Linked DNA regions of Homo sapiens: region 1 is linked to region 2. A link is a contact called in ENCODE Hi-C or POLR2A ChIA-PET data. All regions are on one chromosome and are shown on one strand. Each heading gives the region's core, a stretch centred on a gene start or an enhancer-like site at or near the end of the contact. The rest is flanking DNA. Distances are from core to core; before and after follow the strand shown. Region 1 overlaps SLCO2A1 (solute carrier organic anion transporter family member 2A1). Region 2 holds the start of TF (transferrin).

What was found. Hi-C counts contacts between places; a loop is a spot of excess contacts on that map. ChIA-PET counts read pairs that join two places held with the same protein, here RNA polymerase II (POLR2A).
Region 1: a map of left cardiac atrium shows a loop between it and region 2 (6-fold over the local background). The contact joins the enhancer-like site here to the promoter of TF in region 2. A Hi-C loop is called at or near these places in 1 of 168 maps with a recorded cell type or tissue (left cardiac atrium). POLR2A ChIA-PET finds 5 or more read pairs at or near these places in 1 of 52 experiments (Panc1).

The regions. Positions count from the first base shown.
Region 1 is chr3:133,942,706-133,947,445 of GRCh38, reverse strand. It overlaps SLCO2A1 (solute carrier organic anion transporter family member 2A1), which reads left to right. Exons shown (of 14, transcript NM_005630.3): 9 at 1-190; 10 at 2,186-2,351; 11 at 4,678-4,740. Among named protein-coding and RNA genes, the nearest start is that of C3orf36, 15 kb to the right of the region's middle. RefSeq lists a silencer at 2,067-2,361 and an enhancer at 4,281-4,740. Within about 2 kb of position 3,490, at least 10 of the 41 ENCODE cell types and tissues checked have a DNase peak (open chromatin) inside an H3K27ac peak, as active enhancers do; they include Panc1, where a contact is called at or near this core.
Region 2 is chr3:133,744,590-133,749,597 of GRCh38, reverse strand. It overlaps TF (transferrin), which reads right to left and starts at 3,205. Exons shown (of 17, transcript NM_001063.4): 1 at 3,115-3,205; 2 at 1,014-1,186. The coding sequence starts at 3,157.

The DNA of each region.
Region 1 (4,740 bases), core at 2,241-4,740, 200 kb before region 2:
GTGCTGTGAACCTCCCTGCTGCAGCCTTGGGGATGCTGTTTGGAGGAATCCTCATGAAGCGCTTTGTTTTCTCTCTACAAGCCATTCCCCGCATAGCTACCACCATCATCACCATCTCCATGATCCTTTGTGTTCCTTTGTTCTTCATGGGATGCTCCACCCCAACTGTGGCCGAAGTCTACCCCCCTAGGTAATGGGAATAAGGGGTAGAGAGATCCCCTTTAATAAGGCCAGGGCTTAGATCTGGCTGTTATACATCTTCCTTCCTGCTTCCTTAACTCTATTCTTTGCTGTACACTTTTTTTTTTTTTTGAGACAGAGTCTCGCTCCGTCACCCAGGCTGTAGTGCAGTGGCGTGATCTTGGCTCACTGCAAACTCCACCTCCCAGGTTCAAGTGATTCTCCCAGGTTCAAGCAATTCTCATGCCTCAGCCTCTCGAGTAGCTGGGATTACAGGTGTGTACCACCACACCCGGCTAATTTTTGTATTTTTAGTTGAGGCGGGGTTTCACCATTTTGGCCAGGCTGGTCATAAACTCCTGACCTCAAGTGATCTGCCTGCCACAGCCTCCCAAAATGCTGAAATTACAGGTGTGAGCCACCCCGCCCGGCCCACTTTTGATCTGATCTCTCACGTGGCAACTTAGAAAATCAGGTCTTGAATGGTCTGCTCCATTATAAGAAGAGATCAAAGGCTCTTACTGGGCCACCAGCAATCAGGGTTAGAGTTCTGTTTTCTTAAGAAGCACCAAAAACTAATTTGTTTGATTTCAGGATGAATTTGTAGGGCTGTGAGCCACAGGAACCAGGAAATAAGCTATGTTTAGCATCAGCTCTGTGCTGGCTAGAATTTCAGTTTCATTGAGCTGCTGAAGAGAGATGAAAGGAGACTTGAAAAGATCTGGAGAAGAATAATGAGAGTGATGGCAGACTTGAAAAATTAGGGCAGGTGAGGAGAAGGTCAGGTAAAGTCTGCCTGTTGGTTTGCAGACAGCAATATGGGTCACAGTGTTAACTTTGGCTTTATGTTCAGGAAGAGCTTCAGAGCCCTGTGAGGGGAAGGATGCCAACCAAGGGGCATTTTATTTTATTTTTCCTGGGTGCCACCTGTCAACAAGCTTTTTTTTAAGACTTTGCCTAATGAAGTTGCAACATTTGGAGATGCTGTACCTTTCAGCCCTGGTATTTTCTCTGTTTTTTTTTTTTTTTCTTTGAAATGACCTCCTCTGTCTTTGGTGGGTGAAGGAGAGAAGGGGTTTGGGGGAAGGGAGGGTTGCTCGGGGTAGGGAGCTCACCCCTAGTCTGTACGGCACTTCTGCAGGCTGACTGTGGATTGAGGAAAGCCGAGAAGCCTTTGGGCCTTTTGGCAGCGTCCACTGGGAGTTTAGCACATGGCTTTGTCCTCAGACAGGCCTGGACTGTATACCAGTGTTCCTTACTAGTTGGGGGAAGTTGCTTACCTTATCTAAGCTTTGGTTTTCTAATCCACAACAGGCAAATAATTCACTGTAGACTCGTTGTGATGATTGTGCATGTAAAGCCCCCGGGCACAGTGCCTGGCACGAGATGAACTCTCATTCGTATAATTATACTAGTGAAATATCTGGACAGTGGTTTGTCAGCCCCTTTCCCAACCCTCCCCGAAGAAGGTCATGAATATCAGATACCGGGGAACAGTGGGAACAGTGAGATCAACCAGTGAAATCCCTCTGGTTGAAGCTCAAGGGGATGGAGTAACTCTGGGCAAGGTCTACATTAAGCCAGGAGACAGACAGCAAACTAAATCCTGGATTGCCTCAGCGGTCCCAGCCACTGTTTTTCGGCTGAAGAAGAGGGAAGGCGAATATTGTCTGTGACCTGCCCATTGCAGCTGCCCTTTCTGGGTGGTTGGTTGTCTTGACGCCTACTGTGGCAAGGGATTCACCAGCCAGGCCTTCCCAGAGCATAATTAGTGGATTTGGGCTCCCAGTGGCAGAAGAAATGGAGAGATGCCGTGACCACTAAACAGTGGCAAATTCACTGTTGGCTCCACCAGGCATAATTCAGATCCCAGGGTGGCACTGGCCCAAAAGAAATAAAGATGCACAGACACACTCACCAGGCCAGGAACTCACACTGGGCTGGAGTGTAGGGTTTTTCTTTGGTCTTGCTTTGTTTGATTCCCCGTTTCCTCTTTTGCTGGCAGCACATCAAGTTCTATACATCCGCAGTCTCCTGCCTGCCGCAGGGACTGCTCGTGCCCAGATTCTATCTTCCACCCGGTCTGTGGAGACAATGGAATCGAGTACCTCTCCCCTTGCCATGCCGGCTGCAGCAACATCAACATGAGCTCTGCAACCTCCAAGCAACTGGTAAGGGCAGCCAGGGTCCAGAGGCAAGAGGAGCCCCACAGGATCTCGGAGCTCAGCGCATGCCCTCAAAGACTGTTTCTCGGCTCCAGGATAGGCAGGGCTCCACACACACACTCATTACCAGCATCCTGGCCTCCTCTGAGCCACATCCAACCTCTCTCTACCTCCCTACCCTGGGGTCATGACCAGATGCTGACAGCCCACAGTCAATTAAAGACTGGCCGATGTCCAACAAATTCACATTCTTGAGGCCTAACTGCTCAGAGCAGAAACCAGTCAAAGCACTCCTTCAGCTGAGGCCTTTGAGCCCCATCCTGAGAGATCCTCATGGGCATCTCTGGGTCCTGCAGGCTGGCCGTGGCCCAGATAAATCGAGGGCATTAGGCTTCTGTGACATGGACCTGGAAGGGTAGAGCCAGAAGCAGTAGCTGAGGGCACTTGGTTCAACCCCTCAGCTCCCAGGTGTGGCCACATGGCTGGCCTGAAATCATGCAGCTATTTCGGGCTGACCTGGCACTTGAACCCAGGGCTCTGCCTCAGTCTGGGGCACTTCTATTCAAAGCCATGTATCTTCTGGCCACCAGCTTTCCACTTGGGCAACCTCCATTCACTAGACTCACTTGGCAAAGTACAGTCCTTTTTTCTGTGGCTCCACACCTCCTAGGATCAGCCAGCAGCAAACTGACTTGAGTCATTTGTTTAGTTATTCAATAAACAGAACACTGGGCACAGCCGTGAGTGCTGAGGATGTGATGGTGAACCCATCAGACAAGGTCCCTGTTCTCATGGAGGGTGCATTCTATCAAATCAACACACAGGATAATTCTAGAAAGTAACCCATGCCATGGAAGGACTTAATAGGATGGAGAGTTCCCAGGGGCCTCCGGGAGAGGGTGACATTAGAAGTGAACAACCAGAAGAACAGAATTCTATGCACACCAGGAGCAATGCATTCCAGATAAAGGGAGCAGCAAGTACAAGTCCCAAGGGCATGAATGTACTGGGCATGCTGTAGGAAAGAAGAGAAAAGGCCGGGCTTGGTGCTGTAGGAGGAGTGTCACACCCAGCTGGCCAGGGAGCAGGCAGGAGCCAGAGCCAGGCAGGCCAGGCTTAGGAACTGCTGAGCAATGAGAAGACTGTGCAGTTAGTGTAAGCTAGGAACATGCCTTATTCCCTTAAGCCCATATGGAGGGGATGGGCAAGCCTAGTGCCTACTTACCAACCTCCTCTGAAAGGACAGGGCAAGGCTGCTGCCACTGCCACCTCTGCGGGCGAAGGAGCGTGGCTCCCAGGCAGAGGAAGGACAAGGAACTTGGACAAGATGCTCTTTAAGTTGCCTTCCAGTTGTGGTGGCTTCTGTGGTTTTCTTATCTTTGTTAACTTACCTCTGAGTCACCTACTTCCAGAAATAATCTTGGCAAGTTTCCCGTAACAGCATACATACCTCAAGACAAAAACCCATTAGCAAAATATCAAGAAAAAAAATCAGTAAATTATAAAGAAAAAAAATCTCTAAAAAATCCAGACTGAGGAAAGTAACAGCAATATTTTATATAACTAACTTTGGAGTTTCCTAGGGGCCAAGTGAAGAGGGTGCATAGTTACCACTGTCGGCAGAAGGAAACATACTAGTCCCTTAGTTCCAATATTAGTCTTGTAACTGCTTGGACACTGAAATTGTCACAGGCTGGGCCATCTGACAAGGGCAGCGAAGGAAGGTGAAGACCACCAGACAAGGGCAGTGGCCACCAAAGTGAGTTGGACAACAGTATTGAGCCATATGGACTTGCAGACTTGAGACAGGGGCCTCCTTCTCTGGAGTCCCTTCTAGGCAGGAGTTCCTTTCAGGCAGGGAACTCCAGCAAAGGCCTGACAGAATCAGAACCCAGGGAATTCCACTGTGTTCCCACTGCCCTCCTACTGTTTATGCCTCCCTCTGCAATAAACACACAAACAGCAAAAACAACAATCTGCAAAACCACCACTGCTGGGCACAAGCCCTCCTGGGCCCCTGGCTCCAAGCTGGGGGTTGGGGGCCTAACCTGGCAGTGTTCCTGGGCATCCAGAGGCAGATATGACTTCTGGAGGAGCCCAGCCCAGCCCAGAAGATGGTTTCTGTTGCCCAAACAGTGACAGAGGTGGGACCCCTGGGGCAGCTTGAAACCCTCACCTGGCCCCAGGCTCACCCAGCTTCCCTGGGAACCAGACCCAGAGGACACAAGGGTTGAAACCTCAGTCTCCAACAAGAGCTGGTGCAGACGTCTGAAGTGTGTGAAAGTGAAATAATAACAAATTTCCCCCTTTTTCCCTCCCCTTCCTCTTGAAGATCTATTTGAACTGCAGCTGTGTGACCGGGGGATCCGCTTCAGCAAAGACAGGATCGTGCCCT
Region 2 (5,008 bases), core at 1,956-4,455:
TCTCTCAGAGAGATGGTCTCTGACCACCCAGGACAAAGCAGGTTTTTCTGTGAGTCCCTGTCAGAACACTCTCCTTTTTCCCTCCATTGTACATCCCCACATTTTGGAATTAGTAGTTTACTTATTCGTGTGTTTTTCTGCTCTCCTGACTAGCCCATGAGCTCCCTGAGGGTAAGGACCAATGTGTTTAATTCACCACTGCAGCCCCATTGCCCAGCACAGGATCTGACATGTACAGATGGGCAGGGGCAACGTTGAAAGAATGAAGAGCATTTTTGTAGACCTAAGAACAAAAAGATCAGCTGTCACCTGCAATCAGGACACTTTACTCTTCCCCCTGCATGCATCACTCATCTTCCCAGTTGTGTATCAAAAGCTGCCAAAGAAGGTTATATAATAATTTTGATAGTGGGCATTCTTATTTATTTATTTATTTTGAGATGGAGCCTCACTCTGTCACCTAGGCTGGAGTGCAGTGGCAGGATCTTGGCTCACTGCAACCTCTGCCTCCCCGGTTCAAGTGATTCTCCTGCCTCAGCCTCCCAAGTAGCTGGGATTACAGGCATGCACCACCATGCCCAGCTAATTTTTATATTTTTTAGTAGAGATGGGGTTTCGCCATGTTGGCCAGGCTGGTCTCGAACTCCTGACCTCAGGTGATCCACCTGCCTCAGCCTCCCAAAGTGCTAGGATTTCAGGCATGAGCCACCGCGCCCAGCCTGATAGCAGGCATTCTTATATTTTCGCCAAGTTCAGAGAACCTAGGGTCTCAAAACAGTCACCCTTGCGTCTACTGTGTCTGGAAAGCAAAAGTTAATGTGCTTTTTGACTTTTGCTTTCCAGACACATTAAAGAAAACCTCCCCATTTCCACTTTTGAAGTGATTTTAGTAAGTCAAGGTTGACTGCCCCATATATCAGCCTCCTACCTGTGAGTAAAGAATTGTTCCAAAGTGACTGGAAACAGAGAAAGTATGGCTTTCTTCCACTCTCTTTTAGGCAGCAGCGACTTACCGCAATGGCCCTGATGCAATCAAGGTAGGAGGCTTTCTTCACACAAGCAACACTGGGACCATCGGATGGAATGACGCTTTTCATATGGTCGCGGAAACTCTGGCACTTAGTGGCCTCATGCTCCGACACTGCACACCATCTCACAGTTTTATCAGGGACAGCCAGACACAGCCCTGGGGGAGAGAGGCCAGAGGTGGAAGGGCCCACTCCCTATGCTGAGGGAGAGACAGCATCGCCCCTAGAAAGGCCTTGACAGCCACATCCCCTCAGTCCTGTCCTCCTCTCACTCCTGTCCATGAACACTACAGGGCACAAGTTCTACTGCATTCTGAGTCTGAGCCAATAGAAGGTTGCCCTAATGGCCTCCCAGTTTCCTACTGACCACCCTCTGCTGGCCAGAGGGGTGCAGGCATGGCCATCACCTCCCAGCTGGAGATGACAATCTGCTCCTCTGTATCCGCCTTGTCTCCTCCCATCACTGTCCTGGCCCCTGGCCCCCCATGGAACATAAGCCTCAGTATGCACAGGGCGTTTTCAGCTACCCCAACACATTGGCTTGCTACCTCAACTATGGAAAACCAGCGGGGGAGGAATTGCCATCTTTTTGAGAAGAGGGAGTGAGACTCAGAGAATGATGCCTTTTTTTTTTTTTAACCCAAGGTCACCCTGCTTGTCGTTGGCCAAGCCAGGCCTAGAATCTGGGTCTCCAGACTCTGGGTCTGCTACTCAGGGCACAAAAGAAGAAAACATTCTGAGTTACACCCCTTCTTGGCCAGTAGTTGAGGGTAAATTAACGAAAAGAATTAATTTGTCTGTAACTCTTGTCTGTTGCTCTCTGTTTAGGAAGAACTAAAAACTCCACAAATTCAACAGTCTCCCCTCTGTCTCCACTGAACTATCCCTCCATTTTCACCACACTTTTTGGCTGCCATTCACAAAAAAAGCTGAAGCCAGCCATGGGTAACTATTAAAATCCATGTGGTTGCAGAGACAGCATCCCTATCACATGAGCTTTTGCCCTGTCCCCAAGGCCCTCTGTCATCTCCACTCCTTGTGGGCCACCACAGCAAGGCTGACTCACTGGCTCTGAAGAAGATCCACAAAGCCTGTGGAGAGGAGGCCCACAGCTCTCCAGGATGCATGAGGAGGGGCCACCAGGGATGGCCACCCCAGCGACCCCCATTTTCCCTCTTGGCCCATGGGAAATCCTAGGAGGCAACATAAGCCTGTGGCAGCCCCTCCACAAAGCCCTGCCTCCAGAGTTCCCATAGGCGAGAATGTGTCCTCAGTGGAGCATTACCTTGCACAGCCTGTGAAGTGCTCTGTGCGGGGATAAAGGCAAGTAACGTGGGGTCCTCTCTCAAGGAATTGCTAGCTTATGGGGAGAGAAAACTAAACGTGGAAGCCCCAACAGTGTGACAAATGCCCCATGAATGGCAGGCAGAAGTTAGAGTATGAAGGGGGCCCCACCTCAGGAGGTCGGGGAGTGTGGCGTCAGCCACTGCCCCATAGCAGGATGTGTGCAACATCTGCCACTGGTACTCAGCATCTGCCACCTCGCTGACCCTCATTTGACCCTCCCAGGCAAGTGCTGTGATGACCCCCTCCCTGGTGAGGAGCCGGCCAGGACTTGGATCCAAGAAGTCTGGCTTCAAACCCCATGCTCTGACCGCTCGATGGCACCGCTTCCTTGGCAGGACATCTACAGCTCCCAGGGCACCCAGGGGACATCAGCCTCTGAAAGGGGAATGGTCAGACCCGGGAGGCCTTGAATGCCATGCTAAGGAGTTCGGACTTGACAAGAGGCAGCAGCAAAGGGTTTTGATAACCTGGTTAGACGTGCTCTGATTTATTGTATTTCACTGCTGCAAGATTTACTGGACAAAGAGGAGGAGGGGGAGAAGACAGTGAGTGCAGTGAAAGGTGTCTAGAAGCCCAAGCAAAGGCCAGGGGTGGGGCGTAGAGAGGCAATGGAAAGGCACCCAGACACCCAGGCTTCCAGCCTGAGCGCGGAGTGCATGCAGGCTGCGCGGTGGCCGCCCGGGTTGCAGGGAACGCGCGGGCCAGCGACTCTGCGGTGCTACCCCGTGCCCGCACTCACCCAGGACGGCGCAGACCAGCAGGGCTCCCACGGCGAGCCTCATCTTCCGGGTGCGGCGCTGAGCAGCGAGCACAGTCGGACTCGCTTCTGTGCAGCCTCCGGCGCCCCGCGTCCCTTTATTCCATTCCCGGCCTGGGCGGGCTGGGCGCAATCTTTGACCTCCCGTGTTTGTGCAGCCGGGTTGCCCAATCGCCCCTCTCCCAACCCCCCTTCCTTACTCGTCCCACTGATCACCTCATTTTCTGAGCTCTGGAGACGACCCGCGAGTGGAAGGAGTCCAGCACAGAAATGTTGATGGGAAGGGACATGAAGCACAATGCAGCCATTGTCATCGCGGCTCGCTCGGTGCCAGGAGCGGCTACGGCGGGCTGGGAGCCGGGGGGCTCTGCTCCTGACTCCAGGGCTGCAGAGCTGGTCCGTGCCACCAGTCCTATCTGCGCAGTCCACAGAGGAAGACTCCGAGGCTGGAGAGGGAAAAGAACTGCGCCCAGACCCCACACTAGAACTGCAGAATGACAGGCAAAGCCCCTTTTGGGGGAGGATGCAGGAGAAACAAGCTGGGCTCAAGGTCAAAGACAGACTCAGCACCTTTTGCTCCCCACCAGGTGTCCCTCGAAATCCTGCTCCTGGGCTCTCAAAGGTCCCCCACGGAGGAGCTGCTCCCTCTTCCTGCCCCGCTGAGCTCAGGCTCCTGGGCTGGAAAACTTCCCGCCCTCAAGCTTCCTGTGGGACACCTTAGACTAGGGACAGAGTCATAGGGGAAGATGAACTCCCTCCAACAAGAAGGTTCCAGGAACATGGTCAAGACACTGTGAGGCTCAGAACAAAGTGTCATCTTAGCACAAAGCAAGCGGCCCAGTGGACGGTGTGGCCTGTTCTTACAGCCTGGGGCCACCATGTCCCCCTCTAGTCGATGAGTCTCCTAACCAGTTTAATTACACATCCTTATCATGAAAAATATTGAACTTGTGCCTTCTATATGCTTATATTTTAACTAAAAAATGTGTACACTTCAATCATGCACAAGGAATAGAAATTTGTAAAAGGATGAGCTAAAGATGAAACTCATTTTCAAATGTCGTTTTGCTTATGCGGCCTTATACAGGATTATTATCTCAAGGCATAATATACTTGGGGAAAGGTCAAGATTCCTTCCACGAAGTGTAAATCCAGACTTCAGAGATTTTGCCAAAAGTTACTTCTTATCCAACCTGACCAGATGGTCATTCATTCTGTCTCATGTTTTAGTTGACCAAGCTCATATCAAGCCTAGTGGACACGTCAGGTCAGTCATTTGATTTTTGTTCACTTGTTTTTGTGTTGTCAGAATTGTCTCCTAATTCTAGTTTCTTTGTAAGAATCTTTTTAAGGCATGTGTGCATCTCGTGAAGGTTGGAGTTAAAGCCAGATTATCTAATCTGTACATCCGTTTAACTGGGCACATACAAACCACAAAGTATGGAAATAAAAATGCCAAAACAAAGGGCAGGGTCGGCACTCCCCTTTTCACCTTTAGCATTGTGAGGTGAACCCCATCTTCCCTTAGGACACCTGAAAGGCTCCATCTGTCATGACTGCAGACTCAGGTGGGAGATAGGGCCAATTCACACATTCAATATGAATGAATGATAATTTGTTAATCTTTTGCAATAACAATAAATATAACTGGAAGTTAGATTATGTTCTCCCACACTCCAAAAGATTATCTCATATGCAAAGGGGTTACATACCTCCCACTTTAGAGTCCACTACAGAAGCTTTCTGTTTACAGTGAGGACAGAAGTCAAGTCTGGCTTTCCCAACACATCAGCCTCACCAGCGAGGGAGAGTGACCACTGCTGCCCTGTCTTACTCCCCCCTTGCCCGTCCACGGGCCCCTTGTGCTTGAGCCATA